3 separate regions of the Mus musculus genome follow, and all the other regions are linked to region 1. The links are chromatin loops, found by intact Hi-C in ENCODE. Cell type or tissue: heart. All regions are shown on one strand.

Region 1 (8,000 bases):
GCCTATGAAGAAAGACTGATGGACTTTGGACATTTTAATTCTTTCACAACACCAGTCAAGGACTGGCTTTCCTCTGTAGACCTGTCATTTGGAATTTTTAAAGATGATCTTTGGTTGGTTGCCTCAATACCTTCCCCAAATACAGCTGGAGGAAGCAAGATACGCTGTTGCCTCAATCCTGGTAAGGTTGCCTCTTCAGAGGGGCTGGGTTTGAAAACAGGAGACTTCCTGTTCTTTGGCTAGGCAGCTTAGGAAAAAAAAAAGACCTCAAAGGAAAGGAACATGTTTCTTACCAATTAAGGGCTGGAATGTCACTAGAACTATTAACAAGTTCATCCTTACCGGAGTTCAAAGATGCCAAAAGTGTCTTCAGAGCTGTGATCTCTGAGCTAAGTGCTTTTAGGGACTTTATGAAGGGGTAAGGTAGTAATGAAATCTTGTCAATAGAAAAAGCTCCATGAACAAGAGAACAGAATTTCTGGCCTGGGTATAGGTCTAACATTCTAATGGGGACAAATCAATATCTTGGCAAAGGAACCATCCCTATGAATCAGGGGACTTACTTTGAACTATACCAATGAAGTAGATGGAATAATACTTTTTTGTACTAGAGATTTGTGTCAGGATTATGGATTCAGCTAATACTAATCAGGGTCTCAAGATGGACTCACTTGTCAGAATGGGGAGGGTACTTCTAGTTCGCTATGCTGCAGGCTTGTCTGTGTTTGAAGAAGGGGCTTGTGTGCTGCCCTGTGACCCACTGCTGGAACCTGTGAGGAGAGCCAGGTAAGCTGGGAATCTGAGCCATGGGGAGCAGGGCTGCCATCCCCACGTGGGAAGGAGCTAGAGGACCCTGTGTAGGGTTCATCCTGGGATGTGGGAACCAGAGGCAAGACTCAGCATCTGGTGTGATTCCGTTTGTTCCCCCTGAGGTCCTTGTACCTCCCAGGCACCCTAACCGTACTAATGAAATAGATGCTATAAGTATTATTTTTTGTACTTGAGGCATGTCTCAGGATTATGGAATCAACTAATACTAAACAGACAGGTGTGCCCTCCCCATTGCAGTTTCTTATTCCAAAATAGGACATAATAGCAACATCTTAATATCTTTGAAGAAAACGTTAAAAAAAAAAAGACAAAGAAATTTGTTTTCTTTTTTAAAAATCAAATATTAGTCTTTTTATTAAATACTGTTAAACTTGTTTTTGGATCAAGGAATTCAAATCTTTTAAATTTTCCTATGTAGTGAACCCGTTCTTTGTGGAAAGGATTTAATGACACAGAACAGGAGCTCTTTTCTCCTTAGGGCAGTGCCTCTTTCTTCTTCCTCTTTCATTTCCTGTGCAGCAGTAGACTACCCAGATAAATAAGGTTGAAGTCAGACAGCAGCCAAAGAAGAAAAGATACAGCCACCACCTGCTTCTTGCCACGTTGGCTACTGCACATGAGCTGCAATCTGCCTGATCCACCTCCTCGTCACTATGTATTCCTGGGAAAGCAATATGCTCAGATGCTTTGATACATAGCAGCACAGTGGACACAGACTCACGTGTTGGATCTGGGTGAGAACCCTGGAAAGAAGCACCATGCTGTTACTCACTGGTTCTCCCGCGGCAAAACTTGCTCCAGAGACCCTCTTTGGCAAGGGCCACTCACCTATATAGGCCTCCCTGGAATAACAACTCCCCTACACTATGATCAGAGATCAAAGGACTTATACCACACAAACTTTTTCCCAGGTCTGTCCTCCACCCAACAAGCACACAGGGTCACTATACTGGAAATTTGCATTTAAGTAGAAATGCTTTCAGTCTCCCAGAGCACTTTATGTTTCTCCTCCTAGGTATAAGGTCTCTAGTATGCACAGTCATTACACACTCAGTGTTGTAGTACAGCTATCTCTTTACCTCAGAACTGGAAAGTCCTGTAGATAACCTTAGGTCAAATTCAAGTAGGAGAAACAAAGCAAAGGGAGGCCATGGATTTGAAAGCAAAGAGGTTATATAGAGGGTCAGGAGAGATGAAAGCGAAAGACCAAATGAAGTAATTATAATCTCAAAAATAAATTTTAAAACATGGTATCAGGCTTTATGGTTCCATGTTCTCAAGAGAATAACAATTTATATTGGAGGCAAACAGAGGATTAACTCATACTTTTTATCCCATTCTCATCCAGAAAACAAATATCAAAAAACAAAAACAAAAACAAAAAAACCCAAAAAACCAACCAGTTAGGCAGGGCCACAAAAATTTGCCCAGCTCTTCTGTTCTCCTTGAACTAGTGTAACTACATAATTTGGTTGCTAAAAGGAAATTCACTTTTTAACTATATTTTTGGTTGCTGTGGTCTGTGCATCCCAATTGAACACTAATCAGATCATTTATCAATCACCTGAAGTTTATTAGCTAACTGTTCACTGGTAACTTCAAGTGTAGACAAAAATTGGAAACCTTTTAACATCCTTCTGGGCACCTCCCCTCTGTTTGCAAATGCAGAAGTCATGATCAGGGCATAGTTCCCTCTACATTTGCAACACCCAATAAAAGGCTGGGCTCTATTAAGCCATGAATCCCCTTGCCTCTCTTTTCTTTTCGGACCTGCATACCTGTATTCCCAGCACTACTGTGGTAGAGGCAGATTTGGGTTTTAAATTCAATTCTCAGTTGACATAGGGCCAGGCAAGCCTGGGATACATGATGTATTTCTCTCAAATAAATTAACAACTATTTGAGAAACATCAAGTCAAATTCTTAATTACTGGGAATCCTTCAAAAATAGAAGCAAATAGAAACCAGAGTAGTGATCTATACACAAAAAAATGAAATTTAAAAGGTGTTACTTTGGTGGTTTGAGTGAGAGTGGCCCTCATGCGCCCTTATGATTGAATAATTGGTCATCAGAGAGTGACTCTCTGATTGAGTGGGATTAGGAAGGGTGGCCTCCTCGGAGTAGGGACGGTCTTGTTGGAAGAAAATTGTCACTGGAGGTAGGCTTTGAGGTTTCAGGATCCAAACCAGACCCAGTGGCTTTCTCTTTTCTTGCTATCTGCTATCCAGATGTAGAATTCAAATACTTTTCCAAGACCATGTCTGCCTGCATGCCACCATGCTCCCACCATGATGACAATGGACTGCATCTTTGAAACTGCAAACAAGCCCCTAATAAATGCTTTCCTTTAGAAGAGACTCTGTGGTCATGTTTTCTCTTCACAGTGTTAGCACACTGAGACAGGTTGGCATTTCGATTTATTTTACTAAAAGGACAGTTAGCTACAGTGATGTTGAAATAGAGTGGGCACTTCTCAGGAAGAGGAAATGCTATTAACAAGAGACTGTATGAGCTTGCCTTGTATAAAATGTTCATTGACGAGTGCTGGATGCTGACACACATGTTATACCAAATGTCCTGTGTCTTAATGCTCTCACCATTGCTACACTTACCAGCATAAGAGTGTTGCCTAATTAGAAATACCAGGGCTCAAGCTAACCTTCAGAAATTGTACTCCCCCAATTCAGTTTTCCTTCATTCTTAAGGCATAAGTTAACCCATCCTGGGAAAGTACAGAAAGTCGTTTATCTTGCCTTATCACATCCTTTATAACATAGACCCCTTCAGTTTAAAGCCTTAAAATAAGGTGGTGGCGCATGCCTTTAATCCCAGCACTTGGGAGGCAGAGGCAGGCAGATTTCTGAGTTTGAGGCTAGCCTGGTCTACAGTGTGAGTTCCAGGACAGCCAGGGCTGAAACCCTGTCTCAAAAAACAAAACAAAACAAAACAAAACAAAACAAAAAAGAAAGAAAGAAATTAATAAAATGAACGGTTTTTTGTTTGTTTTTGTTGCATGGATTATTTTATTGTAAATAAAATGCTCTTAAAGCAAGAATTATATAATATTAAAAGAAATCACACAGAGGAAAGTATTTATATAAAATTAATACAGAAATATATTAAGTTTAGAAAGTGTTAAGAGAGAAATAAATAAACATAGAAGATCAGCTCTCCAGAGAAAGGAGAAAAAGAAATAAATTGCAGTCTCCTAAGGAAGGAGAGAAAAAGAACTAAAGTGAAGTCTCCAAAGAGAGGAGAAAATTATAGGTATTAAGGAGAAGTGTTTTCCATGTTAAAAAATGAAAAATTCTATAGAAGAGAACATTTGGACCCCCTATAGTTTTGTTTGGCTGTCAACATACAAATAGTTATTTTTTCAGTTACGATCACAATTTTATATATCATTTTAAGAGTAATCAGAAGAAAGGAGACTTAGATAAGGAAAAGAAGGAAAATCAAATGCAAGATTGGAGGTGATAGAAAAGAAAATGGAAAATCCTTTGATTCAGAGTAAAGGGGCTTCAGAGGAATCAAATATAATGCCTGTGGTGCCACCTGGTGACAAAATTGCAGAATGGCAGCCTATTATTAAATTTATTATGTTGAATTAAGAATCCAGATTCTTACTGCTGCTACCTTAAAGCTATGTCATACAGTAGATCGTATATTTCACTTTGTACAATTTGAAAACAAAAATGTACATGTGTTGATATAAGTTGATATATGTTCAGAATTCCAAGGGGCTTCTGCCTTGAGTTCTGAAAAGAATGATTCTGGTTTACACATTTATTGGATGTTCTGGCTGTTATGGGAATACTGACGCAAATCAAGACTGACAATGCTGCGGCATATTTCTCTAGTAAAATGAAGTGATTTTTAAATATTATGATATAAAACATATTCCAGATATTCCACACAATCCTATATGACAAGTAGTTATAGATCTAATTGTACTTTAAACAAGATGGTTAACAAACAAAAAGGGATAACAAAGACCCCACTGAGCTAGATTACATAGTTCTTTATTAACTTTAAGTTTTTTGAATGGTAATGAATAAACAGCTGCTGAGAGACACTGCATTTTTGAGAAAAACTGCTGAGCTAAATCAGCCTGTTTATGTAAGGATGCACTTAGCACAGAATGAAAGGAAGAAAATATGTTACATTGGGGAAGAGGTTTGTCTGTGTCTCAACAGGGGAAGAAAAGCTGTGGATTTCATCCAAATTAATAAATATCATATCTGTCTATGGGAGACCCCCTGAAGATTTTTGGCTGCCGACAGGAAGAAAGGAAGGAAGGAAAGAAAGAAGGAAGGAAGGAAGGAAAGAAAGAAGGAAGGAAGGAAGGAAGGAAGGAAGGAAGGAAGGAAAGAAAGAAGGAAGGAAGGAAGGAAGAAAGAAGCACAGAATGGGCAAAGTATATGCTGGTCTCTCTGTATGGGAACAGCTCTGAGATTGGCTGAGACATGGAAATGTCTCCAGTTAGAACCTCAACTCATCGTAGCCAATAAGTCTCATTGACTACAGAATCCGCGAGACTTATCCAAATGGCATGGATAAGAATTTACTGCAGTTTGGTTATACAATCCAAACTAAGTTACAAAAGATATTTAAAGATAACTTACCTGCTCAAACAGAGAGCAGAGAATCCTCTTTAGCTGATTGTTCACACCCCACATTCCATACCTATGTTAATGCAGAATGGATTATTGCTTATGAAACATTACATGCTTACAGACACCAGTGAAGTTCTAGTGGCTGTGACAACATTCACATGTGAGGATGCTGAGAAAGGTGCTTAGATCTTGAGACATATTTATCCCAGCATCCAGCTTTATATAACCTCAGACTACCTCAATAGCTGTTTCAGCAAAACTTGCTTCCAGCACAGCTCAAAACTGCTGAGTCCAGTTGGTACAGGTTTATAGACTGTTTCAATTAGGACTTCATGTAAGCACTGCAGTTTCCCATCACATAGACACACTGGGTCTGTGTGATGGGAAAGATGGCCGGGTAGATGGTTTTTGTTTGTAGGGTGATGGATATTTGTCATCATTTGAATGGGGTTGGTTACAAATTGTTAATGGTCTTGGTAAGAGAAGAAACAAAGTACGGGAGGTTGGTTTCAAGGATTTCTTTTTCTATTTCTTTTTCTTTCCTTTATCATTCTTTCTCTCCTATTTAGAGTTAGGCAAAAGTGGAAAAAGGGATAAGGAAAAAGGGGGGCTATAGGAATAATTAAGTTAAAGGGTAGATTATTGTATCTACTTTTAGACCAAAGAACATTAATAAGCCAAGTAATTTACAATATTCTTTGTATATTGATAGGGTAAGGTTATATTTTATTACAACATACATGTTTCAACTCTTGTTTAAGATATTGTACCTTAGTAATTATTAAAAATGCAACGTTAAGTTCTAGTCCTTTTGAAAATTGCTTTACAAATTGTTTAGCATAGTTAAGAAATGTAAGTTAGAGCCAGGCATGGTGGCACATGTCTTTAATCCCAGCACTTGGGAGGCAGGTGGATTTCTGAATTTGAGGCTAGCCTGGTCTACAAAGTGAGTTCCAGGACAGTCAAGGCTATACAGAGAGACCTTGTCTTGAAAAACCAAAAAAAAAAAGTCAGTCAATCAAACTTACTGATCATGTTTGAGGCTAGCTTAATTAATTACAGAAATGTTTTCTAGGTTGAACAGATAGTACATAGCTAGAAACAAGCAATGTTTGCCATTCAAATATACTAGAGATAGACAGTCTTCAAAAACTTCAGAGATCCACAGAATACAGCATTTAAAGATGTTCTATTAATAAAAGGCATTTCTGACAATGAGACAGGTCAGCTCCTGGCAGCACCCCATTCTACTTCAAAGATGATAAGCATCAAAGATCCACCAAATAGAGTTTTCTTTAAAAGGGGGCAAGCTAGCTATTGAGCAAGAAATTGCCCTTGCTTCAACTAATGACAGCATGCTGTCCAGGCTGGACAGATGAGAATGAGGGAAGTTGACTGCCAGCTTTGCCAGAACAAGGTAAGCAGTCCATAATAATTCCTGCTTCATAGAAAAGTCTATCAGATATTTTAGGCCAGAAGAATGAAGATGATGTTCCAACATTCCAGAAGTATCTTGGGTGACTGTCCATGTAGCCAGGAGCCTCTGTCATCTCTGTAGTTTTGGAAGCTGCTTGCTCAGCACTTCCTGTTTACTCAGTTAGTGTTTATCCTTCCCAGGTCTCTGATGGGGTAGAAGACTACATAGTTATAATCTCACAATTAAGCTTAAGACGTTTAGGATTTAAGAAAATGTTTTAAGGTGTAATAAGATATTTTAAGTTGGTAAGAAAAAGTTATGATAGCACATGATTTAGGTACAGAACTGTAACTCACCAAGATAGGATAGATAGTAGAGAACTTTTTCCAAGGTTGCCAAATGCATGTGGACTAGGATATAAACATAATTTTTACCTGATAGTTTTCATAATTGTTCTTATTATATTTAGTTTATTGATGTTAGACAAAGAGCCTTTTATTGGACTAAAAAGGGAAGATGTAGAGAAAATCTCTTGTGAAATATGTGGAAATACCACCTGTCAATAAAATGCTGATGTCCAGTAAGCTGAGGCAGGATTAGAAGGTTAGATATGGAGAGAGAGAGAAAGAGAGAGAGAGAGAGAGGAGAGAGAGAGATGTGGGGATGTTGGAAGATAGTTAGGAGAGGTAATTAGCCAGCCATGTGGAAGAGATAGAGTAGGTCATATAAGTTATGAGCTAGTTGGGGGATGAGCTAAAGCTTATGGCCGAGGCATTTCTCTATAAGTAATTAATTCTCAGAATCATTATTCTGGGAACAAAGAGGCCAGCTACACTAAGGGTCTGACATCCCCATAAATTTGAGATGAAAATCACTGATTACTTATAAGAGATTATTTCAAGGCTTAGAGGCCATCATCACTCCAGGGTAAATGCCAGGTGCAATGGGGTTTCTAAAATTCTGCCACAATGTCAGAAAGCCAAAACTAATGCAAGATCGTTTTACCCAACTTTTCTTTTTGGGCAGCTTAAACATGCCATCCAATAGCATCCCACTCAATGCACTCTCAAGGAGCATGGGTCTCTATAGAATTCTTGGCCATGATCTTACTGGCTATCTTCATGTTCACAAGTAA
Region 2 (8,000 bases), 180 kb after region 1:
TGTAGAAAATCTTAGGGAGCAATTTGAGACTCAGAAAGGCACATACTTATTACTTAAGGAAGGGAATTTTTAAGGTTAGGGAACAACAACATTAACAGCACTGGCTGACTTGACTCTCACTGAGGCTGAACTGGTGATAATGGATTTCCTATGCCCACTTTTGCCCTCAGCTTCCTGATATGGTTTAATCAAAATTGCTGATGAGTAGATGTGTATTCTGACGATTTAAAGTAGCGATGACTGACTTTTTATATAAAAGTTTAGATTCGTCATTCTTTTGAGATTCTTATAAGATTACTTTTAAAGATAAATAATAAAATAATGAATCTTTTCTTTGTAACCACAAATTGCTGCCTGTCAATCTGAGAAACTTGCTGAGAAAGCTCCCTTGCTTGCCCACATTTTGTTAATCTATAACATGCTGCTTAGTTAAGAATGTACGTGGGTTCTTGGGAATAATTTGTTTTCTTTACTTGTATTATATGATGTTATATCTTTTACAGGTATTAGGGAACATATTGGTTTTTTTTTAATAGTCACTACTCACTAGAAGGAAAATAGAATGCGATTACATTGTCACTTTATACTGCTTGAAAAAATTTGCTGGTATATATAAGCTATGAGAGAAACAATAAACTTGTTGGAACTTTGTCCATCCATCAAATGTATATGTATGTGTTAAAGCCTGGGTAAAATGTCAAGACCTAGGCAGCTGTTACCTGGGTAGCCTATCATTATAAGGAAACTTTCTCATGTGTTTCTTATGTTACTAGGAAACTTTTTGCTGCCAAGATTGATTCCATATTTTGTTATATTTTTGCCCTTGGAAACCAATCACATTAAAAGTCAATACAACTGTTTTGTAGAGTTACCCACAATAAGCTTGGAGCCGGCACGATCACCCAGAAGCACTTCTTGCAATTGTGTATAAGCTTTTCTTGTGTTTGCCTTTATAAACTGCCCCTGGTTTGCAAGTTAAGACATAAGTGTTAGACAAGTCCCATCCTGGTAGACAAGTTAACACATGAATATTAGATAAGGCAATTCCCCCACTACAGTTGAATATCCCAACCAATGGGAGCAGGATAGATACACAACAAAGACAAGTTGCTAAGGAACTCTCTTATCCCTAAATTCTGATTGGTGAAATAACTTGGCATAAATATTTGTAGATTTTGGGCTTGAACACCCTGTAGGATCTTAACTCAGGGTCATTGTTCAGCCCCCAAATCTGGACCATGGCCCTGGAGCACATTCTCAGTCACCTGTCCTGAGCCGGGCGAGGTGGCCACGCCTCTAATCCCAGCACTCGGGAGGCAGAGGCTGCGGGTTTCTGAGTTCGAGGCCAACCTCGTCTACAGAGTGAGTTCCAAGACAGCCTGGGCTGCACAGAGAGACCCTGTCTCGAAAAAAAACCAAGAAAAAAAAAAAAGACCTGTCCTGGTCTGACTGAAATTAGTGTCTGTGTGGTTTGTGAGGCAATTCCTGCACCCCAACAGTATGTATATGTGTAAAACTTGTGTGGGTGTGTGTTGGAACTTGCTCCATCCACCAACTGTATGTATATGTGTATATTTGTGTGAAATGCTTGGAGCCTGCTTGCTGGAGCTTTGCTTCATCCATTCATTGGGTGACTATGTCTGTCTGTCTGTATGTCTATATGCATGTATTTATATGTATGAAAGTTATTGGAGTCTGACTTTTGCTACATCCACTCAGTGTGTGTGTGTGTGTGTGTGTGTGTGTGTGTGTGTGTGTATGACTTTCTCTCTCTTTACTTTCTACTGGTCCCTAATTAGTTAAAAGAGTTCAGAGTAATTTGCCGGCCACAGGGTGTGCCAGCTGCAGTGACTCAAGCTTTGCTCTCTCAGAGAAAGTCAGCTGAGTAATTTCTCTAATCTCTGCCTGCCATAGGCAGCAGCCAGCATCAGTCCAGATAGTGACCAGAACCCTGTCAGCCCTTGGTGCTAAGCTGTCAGCTGTTCTCAGTACTAATCCCAATTGCCAACAGCAACCTCACTGCCTGCCTTGGTTTACCCTGTAGTGTTAAAGACCAGCTGAAAACTTTGAGCATTCCACTCACTGTATTCTCAAAAAGAGCAAGGGTCAATATAAAGTTTTTTTTGGTGGCGATCGTCATAGCTATCATCATGTTCACAAGTAAAATGGTGTAAATAAACATAAGCTTATGCTTTGAAGTTGTGAGATGCTTAGTGTGCTGGAACGTGAAGATAAGGACCCTGGCACGGTCATCTTGGAAGGGAGGCCAACATTGCTAAATTAAATTTTCTGCTGTCTAGTTCTTCATGTATAAATAGTTTATCAGAGCTGTATATGTTAATAAATGTGCTTAACATGAGCCATCAGGTTATGCTAGACATATTGAGCTTAACCCTTCTATCCCTGTCTTCTCACCCCAGGTCCTTACACTGGTCACTCCATTTTGGGGGCAGGAGTGGCTAATTGTTGGTATTTGGTGTCATAGACCAAGCTGCTTTTGTGTGTGTGTGTGTGTGTGTGTGTGTGTTTCTTTGACTGTCCTGAGACTCTCCGTAGATTGGGTTTAAACTTTTGATGTCTTGTTTTCACCTCCCAAATGCTGGCATGATAAGCCTCTGTTACAACAGAAAGCTGGGGAAACGTTAATAATGTCTTGGCTACCAATATGCAGGGGAGAGAGGTGTGATCAATCCTAGGTGTGCCTTAGTGAAGTTGCTGATGCCTGATGAATAGCAAATTTTATATCCGATATTAAATTTGATCTAGGTGGGCTAGGCATCCTTAGCTGTGAGGCATGTGGATCACTCCACTGCACATTGTTTAATAATCCTTGTATTGTATCCTAGAGATCCTATGCCTACAAGGAGAAGTGCCTACTGAGTGCAGGAAAAAATGCAAGGGACAAGTTCTACTGCAATGCAAGTCTCTGCAGGTCTGGGAAAACTCTGTGCTTAAGATGGAAGCTGGAGCACATCACATACTTTCCTCCCTCCCCCCTCCCTCCCTCCCTCCCCCTCTCCTTCCCTCCTTCCTTCTTTCCTTTCCTCCTTTCTTCCCTTCTTCTTTCCCTCCTTTCTTTTTTTTAATGTGGCTATGATTTTTGAAAATTATTATTCATTTTGTCAATAAGGGTGTTTTACCTGCATGTATGTCTGTGCACCACCTGTGCATTTGGTGTCTTTGGAGACCAGAAAAGGACATCAGATCACCTGGCATTGGAGTTAAAAATGGCCGTGAGAATCTCTGTGGGTGTGGAAATCAAACCTGGGTTCTTTGAGAGAGCAGCCAGTGCTCTAAATTGCTGGGCCATCTCTCCAGCTCCATCTAGAAGGTCAGTTTAGAAAGGGCTTTCATAGATGATCCTTGTGATGGGGTCATGTGAACCACTGGGCTGTTAGACTTAAGAGAATTGTGTCGCTAAGGTAGCTGCTCCTGTCACTCAGCTCTCACCATCCAATCAGGACCTCCAGAAGGACCGTCACTTAGAATGGGGAGGGCACTTCCGGTCTGCCATGCTGGAGGCTAGGATACAGTGCTGAGAAAGGGGCTCCTGGTATTGCGTGGTACACTGCTACCCACTGGCGGGAGCTGAAAAGAGAGTGGGGAGAGCTCGGAATCTGCGCCATGGTGAGAGGGGCCGCCATCCCCATACGGGGAGGAGTCGCGGGAGCCCGCATGGCGTTCGTTCCGGGGTTCGCGAACCGGCAGCGAGTCGGTGCCCCCGTGAGGTCCCGTGAGTTCCGTGGGGTCCCTGCACCTCCCAGGCAAGAGCAGATCCCTGAATGACTTCGATCAGCTGCCTGCGCCTGCGCAAAGAATGGGGAACGGCGCCTTTGTGTGAAAACATCCTTGTTGACGTCACCGTGCAGCCAGTGCCTCTGCTGCTTTTATTATTGCAAGGGAAGGTAGATTTGCTAACAGGCAGAGCCCTAGTTCATCTAGCATCTTCTAGAAGTTCTGCACTTGGCACTTGACATTCGGGTGTAGGATCTGTCTGCAGTTAACTCTGCGCCGGTGTAAAGTCTGTGCTATTAACACATTCATGTAGATGGTTCACAGTAGTCCAGTCACGTGTTTTAGTAAGGCCAGACACACTGGGTTTCCTGGTTTCATGTGTCAACATTGATTATGTGTTAATTGTGTAGTTTGTTTTTTTCCCCCCTTAGTTTATTCTCATGTTCTGTCTCTTTATTCTTTCCCAGACATCTTTTGTTTGTTTGTTTGTTTGTTTGGTAGGTTTGTGTGTGTGTTATTGTTGTGGGTTGATTGATTTGCTTTGCTTTTTTTGAAACAAGAATTTCTCAGTGTGGACTAGGATGGCCTGGAACTCACAGAAATCCACTTGCCTTTCCTTCCCTAGGGTTAGGATTAAAGGTATGGACCACTACTGCATAGTTGTATTCAAAAATTTAAGTCAGAGGATGTTACAGTATTTAATATTCATTCTTGCCTTGATCATCTTTCACTCACGATTACCTTTTCTCATCAGTTTTTTGTTGTTGGAGCATAAATTGTTAGGCTTTTTATTGGACTTTTGCTGCCTCTGTAGCTCAAATTCTGTATTGTTGTAACATGATAGAGACATACTATCCAAGATGGCAGGACACCACATGGTAGCTTTCTACTCAAAGTTAGTTCAGCTCCCAGTTAAGGTGCGCCCATCCCAGTTTATCCCTGAGCCTTTTGCAAAAGGAGCTTTTAAGCACAAAAACCATGTTCTGGATTGACAAACTTCAGTTAAGAAGAACAGTCAGTCAGAAGTGGAACTAGAGAAGCCATGAACCAGGTTAGTTAATGAAGACATCCTGTAACTACGGACATCGATGGATTAGGCCTTTGCTTTTATGGTGGTAGGTGGCGCTGTCCATACTGAGTTTACAGCCTGAATGATACTGCCATCATGGAATCAGTTGTGCTAAGGTCTGGGGCTGTGTGTTACATTCCCCACTGGCCTTAGTGAATGAGTCAAATAATGGATTCATTCAATTTTAGTTTAAGATGCAGGGCCCCACTGTTAATCCAATCAGACTGAAAATTTTCAGTCAGTGCTGAAAGCAGGTTAGTTAGCTAGGGGACCAAGAGTACAGAGACTAGTATCAATTGTTTCCCTAAACATGGGAAGGTATTTTAAATTACTCCTGATCAATTAGCAAAGAAACAACAGGCTTTTTTTTTTTCCCCAAAGCAAGACATATTTTCTATTATCTTGTGAGAAGTAAATCTTCTCAATTTTGTAGGTTCATTTTTATAAGGGAATCTAACTTGTTTTAATTGAGAAGCAAACTTTTAATACCATTTGGTCCTGATCTTATACTTAGTTTGGAAAGCGTCAGAAGAGGCACATCTAGTCAATCCATTAGTACATGCCCACAAAGTACTCTCGGAGCTCGGTATGATCGTTATCCAGATGAATTCATCTATAGAGTAGAACATTAATATGGGCTGGCCCTAGTCACCATTGAATTTTGTCAGCCAATGAGCTGTTAGTCTGGCTAGTTCCTATCCACATGTAGTGTGACAGGGATCCGGTGTGTGAGCATAACCAACAGTCTTGACTGAATGCTGCCTGCAAATGTTTAACTCTGTCCCAGGGGATCCTTCCTGTGGCATAGAATCCCGCTCTACACTTTTTCCTATTTCCCCAGGGCCAGAATCTCTTTAAAGGAAGTTTTCTGAAAGCCCCAGTTTTAGAACCTCTCCCTCCCCCTTTTAATGGAAACTCCCTTCTTTTTGGCAACTAGGGGGCTCAGCTGCAGGGCATGCATAGAATTATAAACTCTTATGTCCCTATGTCAAAAGACAAACCTCCATATCTTTCCTTTCTATAATACAACTATGCATTTAAAGTGGGCATCAGCGAGCAAAGGTCAAAATGAATATTAGTTGCTGGTCTGTAGGTACATTAGGTAATACCTTCCCTGTATCTGTCTTAGTTCCCAGGTTGGGGAACTAAGCCTAAGGGGTTGGACCTGAGTTGGGGTTGGACCATGACTCTTATATTCGTATCAAACATAAGACTTGGGTAAAGGTGGAGGGGCAAGGAGAGGAAGGGAATGGAGAACAGATGAAACTTTAATTTTAATGGGTCCACACTCAAGAGACAGTCATTTGGCAGCAGTTGTGGCATCCAGATTTTGGTCTGGGTGTGGTGGATCCATGATGTAATACCAGCTACCTTCACGGCCACCTCTTAGGGTTCACCCAGGTTAGTTCCAGTGTCCCTTTGGCTGTTCACTTGACTCAGTATCATTGGACTGCAACAAGGGCAAACTGCTGGTGGATACGGAGGTCGGCTGTTTCTCTCAGGTAGTCCAGTAGTCTTTATGGAGGACTGGAGTGCCTGCAGTGATTGAGAAAGAACGGTTGGGAGAGTTCTGCCACCTGCAGTCTCTGAGCGTGTAAAAGAATGTAGAATGGTTTATGAACAAAATCTCATAGTGGAGTACATCCCCCACTACACGGGGTGCAGCTGACTAAAGCAAAGGAAGGAGGCCTGTCCATTCTTTGGTAGACTCTAATGAGAGTTTTGTTACAGGTTTTTCGTTTTGTTTTTTTGTTTTGTTTTGTTTTTTTGGTTTTTAGTGTCCTGTTTATTCTTTTTACCTGGCCAGAACACTGAGGTCTATATGCAGAATGAAGTTTCAATCTGTGTCTAAAGCTTTAGCTATTAGTTGAGAGATTTTGGCCGGGTCATTGCTGGATCCCATTTCTGGGGGAGGCCAAATCAGGGGACCAGTTCCTGGGAGAGTTTTTTAAGGTGCTATGTGAGTAGTTTTAGTGCAGGTGGGGGACATTTTTACCCACCTGGAAAAGGTATGTATAAAAACTAGCAAGTACTTTTATCCTCCCCGGTCAGTCCAGAACTTGGTTAAGTCAGTTTTCCCAGGGCTCTTTGGGATTTGTTCCCTCATTTGGACCCTTTTCTGGGTAAGGGCTCTTTGATTTTGATTCATTTGAGCACAAACCTGGCATCTGGCTGAGACATCCCGTGCCAGGCTGTCCAGTATAACATACCTTGGTCTGTGCAGGATCCCACATGGGTTGCTCGGTGGAGGTTAGTTACCGACAGTCCTGCCAGTTGTTTTTGTGAGAATGGTCTTTTGCTGTGGTTTCCTCCATCAACCTGTGGGTTTGAGTTGTGCATTTCTTCTTTGTCATGGAGTCTCAGGCAGGAAGGGGTCCTGGTATATCATCAGAATATCAACAGGCTCCATTGGTCTTAGGCCCTTTTGTGTGGCAGCTAGGTCAGAAGTCCAGGAGTGGAGGGCAGCAATTTGTAAGGGAAGCCAAATAACCTGTAGGAGGGCCATGGTTTTTACATTTCCTTTTCCTCAGTGGTGAGAAGCCCTTTTTCTCTATAGAGCATACTGTGGACATGTGTGGTAGTAAAAGCATCGTGACTATCTGTGCATTTGGTGGTGGACTTTCCTTTTCCCACCTGAGAGCCTGGGTCAGATTGCTCAGACCTGCTTGCCTGGCTTGGACCCAAATTATTTGAGTTCTAGTAACTGCTGCAGTTCCTGCTTACTTGTTTTCACCTTTTATTGCCGGACCGTCATGGACTAGCACTTCTGTTACTAGACAACAGGGTAGCAGAATTTTTGGCTGTGGGATTCTTAAACTATACTGGAGTGTGTGCCAGAAGTAAGATCTGGTATTGGGCCACACAGCCATTAACAGGCAGTGTTTGATGATTCTTGGGGAGGGGCTCACCATGTCACGTGGTGCTATAAGGTCCTGACCTTGTTTGTTTTCTTAAGTATAAATGTGTCTCATCAGAGAAGGTAATAGTGGCTTTGAGTTTATGCAAAAGATCTTGTCCCGATAATCAGTTTCTTTTGTTAAGTAGCTCTCCAGCAGCTCGAATCTTTTTTTTTTTTACTCTTTAATCTTTTTTCTAATATCCAGAGAGCCAATTGGTGACAAAAATAAATAAATAAATAAATAAATAAATAAAAATCTTTTTAGCAACTGTCTTTAATCTTTCTAAAAAGTACTTA
Region 3 (8,000 bases), 540 kb before region 1:
ACCAAAGAGGTACAGGTTCTGAGAGCAAGTCTGCCTCAAAACACAAGCAGAGGGGGCTGAGCCAGTGTCAGCCGCTGGCATCCACACAAGGGAGGGTGCGGGAGGGAGGAGGCTAAGGGAAACATGATGGCTCGCACCTGTGAGCTCAGCACGCAGGAAGCTGAGGCAGGAGGATGCCAAATTTCAGGATAACCTGGGCAACTTTAATGAAGTCCTGTCTGAATAAAGAACCCCTAAGAGGGAGTCAGGGGCCAAAGCTCAGGAGGCACAGTCCTGCTCAACACCCCGAGGCTCTGGTGTGCAAGCCATGTTGACACCCAGCCCAGAGCCATAGCAAAGGCAGGGCAGGGAGAACCCCTCATTGCCAAGGGCATGACCAGCTTCTCCCTTGGGGGGCTGTGAAGAAAGGGTTTGCCCCATTTGTCTACGAGCCTTTGTTGGTCTGTTTTCATCTGACTGTCTCTGGCCTTCTCTAGGCCATGCTAGGACCCTGAGCTGGCTTAGGGGAGGAGCAGGGTCTTGTGTTACACGGGCAACACTCACGTCTTACACTTGGGACATTCCTCTACAAACATGTTTCCGTGCAGCTCTGCCAGCTTGTCCCTGCAGAAGAAGATGCCAGTAAGGACCCTTCCCAGATCCTGGGGCTTGGACCAGCTGCTCAGTCTGCCTCCTCCTCCAGAAAGCCTTCCTAGGGGGCTCACTCACAAGGGGCGTCCACTTCTCTTTCCTGGAGGATGTCCCAGCCTGTCCCATTCTGAGGAACTGTTGCATGCATAGCTGTCTGACGGTGTCTTCACAAACTCACAAATACCTCCTCCCCACTACAAAAAACCTGTTGGCTAGCCGCGGCACACCCCTTTAATCCCTCCATTGGGAGGCAGAGGCAAGTGGATCTCTGTGAGCCTGATCTACAGGGCAAGTCCCAGGGTAGCCAAGACATGGAGAAATTCTGTCATGTACTCGCCCTCTGCCGCAACAGTCAGTTGGCCCTAAAGCCCCTGCCAACCTCCCCACCCCACCCCAGTGAGGGGTGGAACCCTGCCTACATCCCCCCAATTTGACCAAGTACTGCCCGGCTTTGGGCTCCGAGCCTTCCCCCTCTTTGCATCCCTAATAAATGCCCCTGAGCTAGGGCACCCTGGTCCAATAAGGAGGAAGAGATGCAATTGAGCCCCAGCCCCCCGGCCGACTCATCGGACCTGGGGAAGCCCGAGCGCACGTGCAGCCCGTCTACGTTCTGGCTGACCAGGAAGCTGAGGAAGCCCATGCGTTCTAGCTGAACCAGGGCCATGTGGGTCTTCGAGGGCCGAGCATTCTCGAAGGTGGTGTCAAACTTGGGGGCCAGGCCGCGTTCCTCCATGGTCCACACGCCATGGGGGCCTCTGAGGATAGCAAGCAGAGGAGGACAGGCACAGAGGTCAAACATTCATTTTCCAGGCTGTGGGCTCTTCCTGTTAATGCTGAAGTCAGCCCATGCTGGCCCCAGCCCCGTTCTTAGGGTGGTTCTGTATCCTGTGGTGGAGACAATGACTGCCGGGTAGGCAAGAATTCTAAAGAGCATGGGACGTCTTCATGAAAGAGGCGGAGGGGCTGAGGGTCTGGGGGTAAACAAAGGCAGGGGAGCTAGTGGAGCTGGGGCTGAGTACTGGTTAAGACCGGCTGCGGGTTCCCAGAATGCTTTACAGTGGTCATAGGCTGCCACCGAAGGTTATGGGTGAGCTAGTCACTCCACAACATTGAGTCATTCTGACCCTAGAAAACCCAGTGGCTGGCCGAGCTGCATGAATACATTTCCCAGCATGCCTTGCAGCTACTACATTATGTGGGCATGCTCTGATCCTTGGGCAAGTGGAGTTTTTGCTGGGCCTTTCAGAGACATAGGAAAACTGAAAGGTCCTTCTGCCACCTCACCTTAGTCCCTAGAGGTGTATCAGCAAGAGCCCTGCCTCAGTTTCCCCTCATTGTTCACCGACCTGAAGTCGGGGATGCCAGAGGCGGTGCTGATGCCGGCGCCCGTGTGGAAAACCACGCTGGAGGACTGCCACATTAGCCGGGCCAGCTCCCACACCTTGCGTTCCAGCTCCTCTGGTGGGTCGAAGATCTGTAGGGTCAGAGGGCAGGAGGAGGCAACACGTGACCTCCCAAGTGGCAGGCCTCCTGTGGGTCAATGCTCTGTCTGCCCCTTCTCAACATCCCTCAGTTCCAGCCACACTCTTAACACATCGCTGTGTCCTACCCCAGGGCCTTTGCACATGCCGAGCCCTCTTCCCAGAGTGCTGTTCCTGCAGGCAGCCACTCCTTTGTCCTGGTCTGGTTGTGGCCCACGTGACCTCCCCACTGACGTCATCCCCCATCCTGGACTTTAGATAACCCACCTCTCTCCCCTAAATCAAGATGCAGCTCTACTTGTCTAGGGGCTCCGTTAACATGAGGCAGGCAGGGCATGGTGTCGCAGGCCTTTAACACCAGTACTCGGGAGGCAGAGGCAGGAAGATTCCTGTGAGTTCGGGGCCAGCCTGGGCTACAAAGAGAGAACCCTCCACCCTACTACACCCCTTCAGAAACAACAAAGACTGACAGCCCCACACTCAGGATCCATCTGGCCCAGATTCAGGGAGGAGTACAGAGTGGGGTACAGGGATGCCCCCAGGAAAGGGTGCCAGCTTCCGGCCCTGCAGATCTTCCCACAGCTCCAGGTTTTCCCTGACAATTAAGACGTCCACTCCCTGACCTGACGATTTGGTCTCGTTCCCATTAGCCCCTCACTCCTTCCCTGACCCAGGTTCCTCCGTGTCACCCAGCCTGAGCAGTGGGTGTCACTTCCCGCCCCCTCCTTCCAGGGAAGTCCCTCCCATTGTCTAGACTCTATGTTTCATGCTGTTCCCACAATGCCCCGCTTCGCCCGGCCGCTCCCCGTCTGGGGTCATTCGGTGACTCGAACACTGCAGCTCTCACCTCGGGCAGCCCGCACTTGCCCTTATCCGCGTAAGGCGACAACCCTGCTGCATAATTCACCGACATCGTCGCCGGCGCTGCCGCACGGGAACAATAAAGTTTCCCTTGTTGAGGCCGCTTCCGCCGGAAGTGGTGAAGGGACGGTCGGGAAAGAGTAGCCGCCTTCCCTAGATACGTGCCTGAGGGTGGGGTGGGTACGTGGAGGTGAAAAACAGCATTCTTTCCAGAGCGCATGCGCCCTCCTGATGCAGCAAGCTTAGTCTTCAGTGCTGGCCGAGACTACCTCTCTGACTTAGTGGATTCCCCAGTCCTGGGATCCGCGACCAGAGCCAGAAAAGTGATGAGGCCACTCACAGGAGTCGAGGCAGGGGGATTGCGAGTCCCAGACCAACTCCCTGTTTCAAAAGAGACAACATCAGCAAAACCCAGAAATGAAACCAAACAAAGCAAAACAAAAATCCACAGTTCTCAGTGTGTAGAGCCCTGCCCGGAGTGCTTATAGCACTGGCAGGAGGGGACAGAAAGTTCGAAGCCACGCTAGGCTACATGATACCCTAACCTTTGTGACTGTCATCCAGGGTCTGCCTGACTCTGGCTACAGGAGAGAATGAATGGAAAACTGGGGTTCTTGGGCAGAGGAAAGACCTCTGGGCCCCCTGCCAACATTTCCTGGGTTAGTTTCTGGAGTGCACCTCCCGGAATATCACAGAGCATAGGGTTAGGTCCACAGAACTGGGCGAGTTCCACGTGTTACCCAGAGGTGCCCAGAGATGCAAGGAGAGAGGTGAAGAGCCCTGCTTCCGTGGCCATCTAGAGATGGGAGGCACTATCTGACCATTCTGCCTGTTGGTAATCAACAGACACAGGAGCCATGTGATGGGTCAATGGCAGCATATAACAACCGAAGCCTCCTGATCCCCGTGGAGACCCCAAGAAAGGCTTCGAGGAGGCAGGAGCACACAAGGAGGTGGGAGAGGCCGTCCTTGGGGCTGCCCATCTGAGCAAGCTGGCTAACAGCAGCTTGTCTCCTCCCTTGGCTCATCCGTCCCCCGCTCCCCCACCCCAACCTGATCGGGTGTCACCTCTACTCTGCTGCTGGTGGCTCGCAGCTGGAGCGGGTAACCAGAGAGGCTGCTTGGACGCTGGGTTCCGGTCTGGAGTCGCCTGAGGTAGGGGGATGTGGGTGAGGGAGGCCAGGGAAGTCTGGGTGCTGGTGAGGGGTGCTACCTGCAACAGTATGAACACACGCATCTGCACACTTGTGACAGGTGCACACATCCCACGCGGGAGCCAAGGCCCAGGCCCAGTGCGCAGCGTCACCTGTGCTGTGTCACCTCTTCAGAAGGCAAACCCTTAAATCCACAGGCCTTCCCTGCCACCTTGCCGTGGCGATTTCCTTCAGACTGGTAGCATGTGGACAACTCTTTTGGGTGTTTTGTCACCCACCCTTGGTGGTAGGTGTGGGGTGAAAGTGAACCTGATTAGTAGAGGAGGTGGGATCAGTGAATGGATGGATGGATGGGTAGATGGGTGGGTGGATGGGTGAGTGGGTAGATGGGTGGGTGGATGGGTGGGTGGATGGGTGAGTGGGTAGGTGGGTGGGTGGATGGGTGAGTGGGTAGATGGGTGGGTGGATGGGTGGGTGGGTAGATGGGTGGGTGGATGGATGGATGGATGGGTGGGTGGATGGGTAGATGGATGGGTGGGTGGAACTGCCCTAAATAGTGACAGTTTTGACCAGACTTTCTTGCAAAACACTGACTTTCCAGTGTGTCTCCCCCTGTAGCTCCATTACATATGAACCCAGGTTAGAGGTACAGGAGGAGACCCAGCTTGGGAGAACTTGGAAGCTCCGTTTGGGGAGGTAGATAGTTCTGTGTGGGAGAGAGGCGATTTTGTGAATAGAAATTTCACAGAGAAGAGTGTTTGTGTGGTGGGGAGTTTATGGCATCAATGATTGCACAAACTCCAGGTTGCAGCCTGTGTGAGCTGCTGAACTAGTGCTGCTGGTTGTGATGCACGCTCAGCCCCACTTCAGGGGACTGCCTGGACAAGGAGGAATTATCTCTGTTTACAGTTGAGGACAGTTCCTTCAGAGGGTGCAAGTAGCCTGAACTTGGACACACAGCAGATTTGCCCAGGCTGTGTTGTGAGGACAGTGTGGCTGACCACCCCAGCATCCTGTCCCTCACCCGACCCACGCCTTGTCCAGAAACAAGACGAGAGCCCCTAGCAGGTGTGATGAAGACCCTCCGGGCACGATTCAAGAAAACAGAGGTGAGTCTTCAGGCTTGGAGGACTGCTCAGTCCTCCCTGCTGTGGCTCAGAACCCACCAGTCCTTTAGGCTCCACCTGATCCCCTATCCGCTGTTCCCCCAGCTGCTGCAGCAGGTCAGCTACTCCAGCAGGTCAGCTGCTCCAGCAGGTCCCTGGTTCAGTTTTCTGGATCAAATGCTGATTGCCCACGTAGGTTCACTGAGTCCCACTCATGGTTCAGTTCTGCTCACCCACCCCCCACTCAGGGTCTCAGTGGTTACTGGGGCAACCCTTCCTCCTTTGCACATGCTGGCAAGGTGTCACCGAGATACCCCCAAACTCTTCCTGCCCCCGTTTTCATTTTCATCGTCGTCCGAATTTAGTGATTCCTGAGGGATTCCCAAGTGCTCTGCTCTGTGAGCCCTGGTCTTTTGCTCACTATGATTCTTCAAGGAATGAACTTATGTGCATTTGAGAGAGGAAGGATGGCTCAGAGAGGTGGTAGAAGCTCCTCAAAGCCACACAGCAGGGAAGCGATATGCCTGTCTCCATTAGAAGATGGAGATAGGTATCAATGGGTGTGACCTGCAGGGGGAATGGGGAGGGAAGGGCTGGGAGGGGGGGGAGGAAGCAAGAGATCCAGAGAGCCAGAGAGAGCAAGGGAGAGCATGAGAGAGAGAGAGAGAGAGAGAGAGAGAGAGAGAGAGAGAGAGAGAACTGTTGCTTTCCTAGACAGTAAAGCTAGACTAGTTGGAAACCAAGTCATTGCACATGCTGAAGAATGGGCTGGCAAAATGGCTCAGCGGGGCCAGGTGTGGTGGCGCACGCTTTTAATCCCAGCACTTGAGAGGCAGAGGCAGGCAAATTTCTGAGTTTAAGGCCAGCCTGGCCTACAGAGTGAGTTCCAGGACAGCCAAGGCTACACAGAGAAACCCTGTCTCGAAAAACAAAACAAACAAACAAAAAAAAATCAAGATGGCTCAGCAGGGAAGGGTACTTGCAGCTGAACTCTGGTCCTCTGTGATAGCAGCCATTGATCTAACTGCTAAGCCATCTCTCCTGAGTTTGATTCTCAGAGCCCACATGGTGGAGGGAGAAAAATGACCCCACAAGGTTGTCCTCTGACCTCTGCCTCCATGCATGTGTGCATGTACACACCTAAATGCAACTTTAAAAAAACTCTTTAAAAAAAAAAGATTTATTTACACGGTAGCTGTCTTCAGACACACCAGAAAAGGTTATCGGGTCCCATTACAGATGGTTGTGAGCCACCCTGTGGCTGCTGGGAGTTGAACTCAGGATTCTGGAAGAGCAACCAGTGCACTTAACTGCTGAGCCGTCTCTGCAGTCCCTATAAATGCAATTTTTAAGTTAAGGAAAAATAGTTTTTGAAAGCTTAATCAGGCCAGCTGTGATAGCTAAAGCCTTTAATCCTAGCAGAGGCAGCTGGATCTCCGAGTTCTAGGCCAGCCTGGTCTACAGAGTGAGTTTCAGGATAGCCAGGGCTACTATACAGGGAAACCCTCTGTGGAAAAAACACTCACCTACTTAAAAAGCTGAATTATTTCAAAATCTTGCAGCCTACCCACCCTTGGCAAGAGACACTTAGCTTGGAATGTGGGTGTATTTTGGTGGGGCTTCGAAGAAGGGGCAGCAACAGAGTAGGGAGGGGTGGGTCCCTGGTGCTGGACCAGCCTGGGCAGCAGATGGGAGGCCTGGTCGGCCCCTCCCCGCCGGGAACCTGTCTGCCACCCTCACCCTTCTCTGGTTTCCCCATAGCAGCCAGGGTGAAGCTTGGCTTTTGTCTCTGCAGCCCCTAGGGAAGAAAGTGAACACTCATGGCTGCCTGGAGGCCCCTTGGTGCCCTGGGCCTCTGGGTCCTCTCCTGCTGTGGCCAAGTGCCAGGCTGCAGCCCTGCAGATGTTAGCTCAGGCTGAGCTCATTCCCAAGGTGTCCTCAAGGTTCCAGCAGGGGCTCAGTGGGCTCTGGGCCCCAGATTCTCTTGTGTGGAATGGGGACTACTTTATCTGGGGCACCCTTGCTGACATTCTGACCTTATTGGAGGAAAATCCCTCCAGGCAGTGATGGAGGCTTATACAGTTTTGGAAGTGGGAACCCTGGCTGGCCTTGAATCACAGTCTTTCCTCTTCAGTCTCCTAGTATTGCGATCATGGGTTGTACAGTCACATCGGGCTCAAAGCATTCTTTCTCCCTTTTTTGTTTGTTTGTTCTGTGTAGCCCTGGCTCTCATAGAACTTGCTCTGTAGACCAGGCTGCCCTCAAAGTCACAGAGATCTGTCTGCCTCTGCCTCTCAAGTCCTGGATTAAAGGTGAGAGCCACTGTGTCTGGCTCAGTATTCTCTCTCTCTCTCTTTAAAGGTGGCACATGTGTGTGTGTGCGCGGGTGTGTGTACATGTATGTAGATATGTATGTGTGTATGTATATGTGTGTCTCTATATATGTGCCTATATACATGTGCATATATGCATATGTATATATATGTATCTATATGTGTATATATTTATATATACATGTGTATATATGTACACATATTCTAGGACTCTCTGCAGAGAGGGACACACCAGTATCTAGAGTGTTATGGGACACAGAGGCAGGAGTTGCTTATTGTTTATTAGGGAGACCATATCTCCACCTGTGCAAGGCAATTTCATGAACGACTCACTTCTCCCCAAGTTCTGCCTCTCTGGGATTCTCATCCCACAGCTCCTGTCGTGTGTCCCTGCCTGCTGCTCCGTCTCCAAGACAGCTTCTACAGTGCCAACTT

The links. Peaks named below come from ENCODE experiments on the same cell type or tissue, not always from the same donor. Only the 100,000 strongest peaks of a DNase experiment are listed, where the experiment ranks them.
Region 2: it touches region 1 in a loop (2.2-fold over the local background); 2 of 42 quality-filtered maps call a loop at or near these places.
Region 3: a loop joins it to region 1, with 4 times the contacts of the local background. A loop is called at or near these places in 13 of 42 quality-filtered maps.

The regions. Positions count from the first base shown.
Region 1 is chr10:82,166,629-82,174,628 of GRCm38, forward strand. No RefSeq gene overlaps it. Among named protein-coding and RNA genes, the nearest start is that of Gm40720, 7.5 kb to the right of the region's middle. In heart, a CTCF peak has its summit at 4,393 (motif pointing left); no DNase peak of the experiment used is centred here.
Region 2 is chr10:82,350,755-82,358,754 of GRCm38, forward strand. It overlaps Gm4924, which reads left to right and starts at 3,771. Exons shown (of 4, transcript XM_017314182.1): 1 at 3,771-3,905. The coding sequence starts at 3,783. In heart, no CTCF peak of the experiment used is centred here; DNase peaks (open chromatin) are centred at 3,497 and 3,777; H3K4me3 peaks cover 1,332 bases; H3K27ac peaks cover 1,161 bases.
Region 3 is chr10:81,624,514-81,632,513 of GRCm38, forward strand. It overlaps Sirt6 (sirtuin 6), which reads right to left and starts at 3,053. Exons shown (of 8, transcript NM_181586.4): 1 at 2,959-3,053; 2 at 1,977-2,104; 3 at 1,203-1,385; 4 at 544-603. The coding sequence starts at 3,024. It also overlaps a transcript of Ankrd24 not described here. In heart, no CTCF peak of the experiment used is centred here; DNase peaks (open chromatin) are centred at 2,175, 3,138 and 4,138; H3K4me3 peaks cover 2,062 bases; H3K27ac peaks cover 2,549 bases.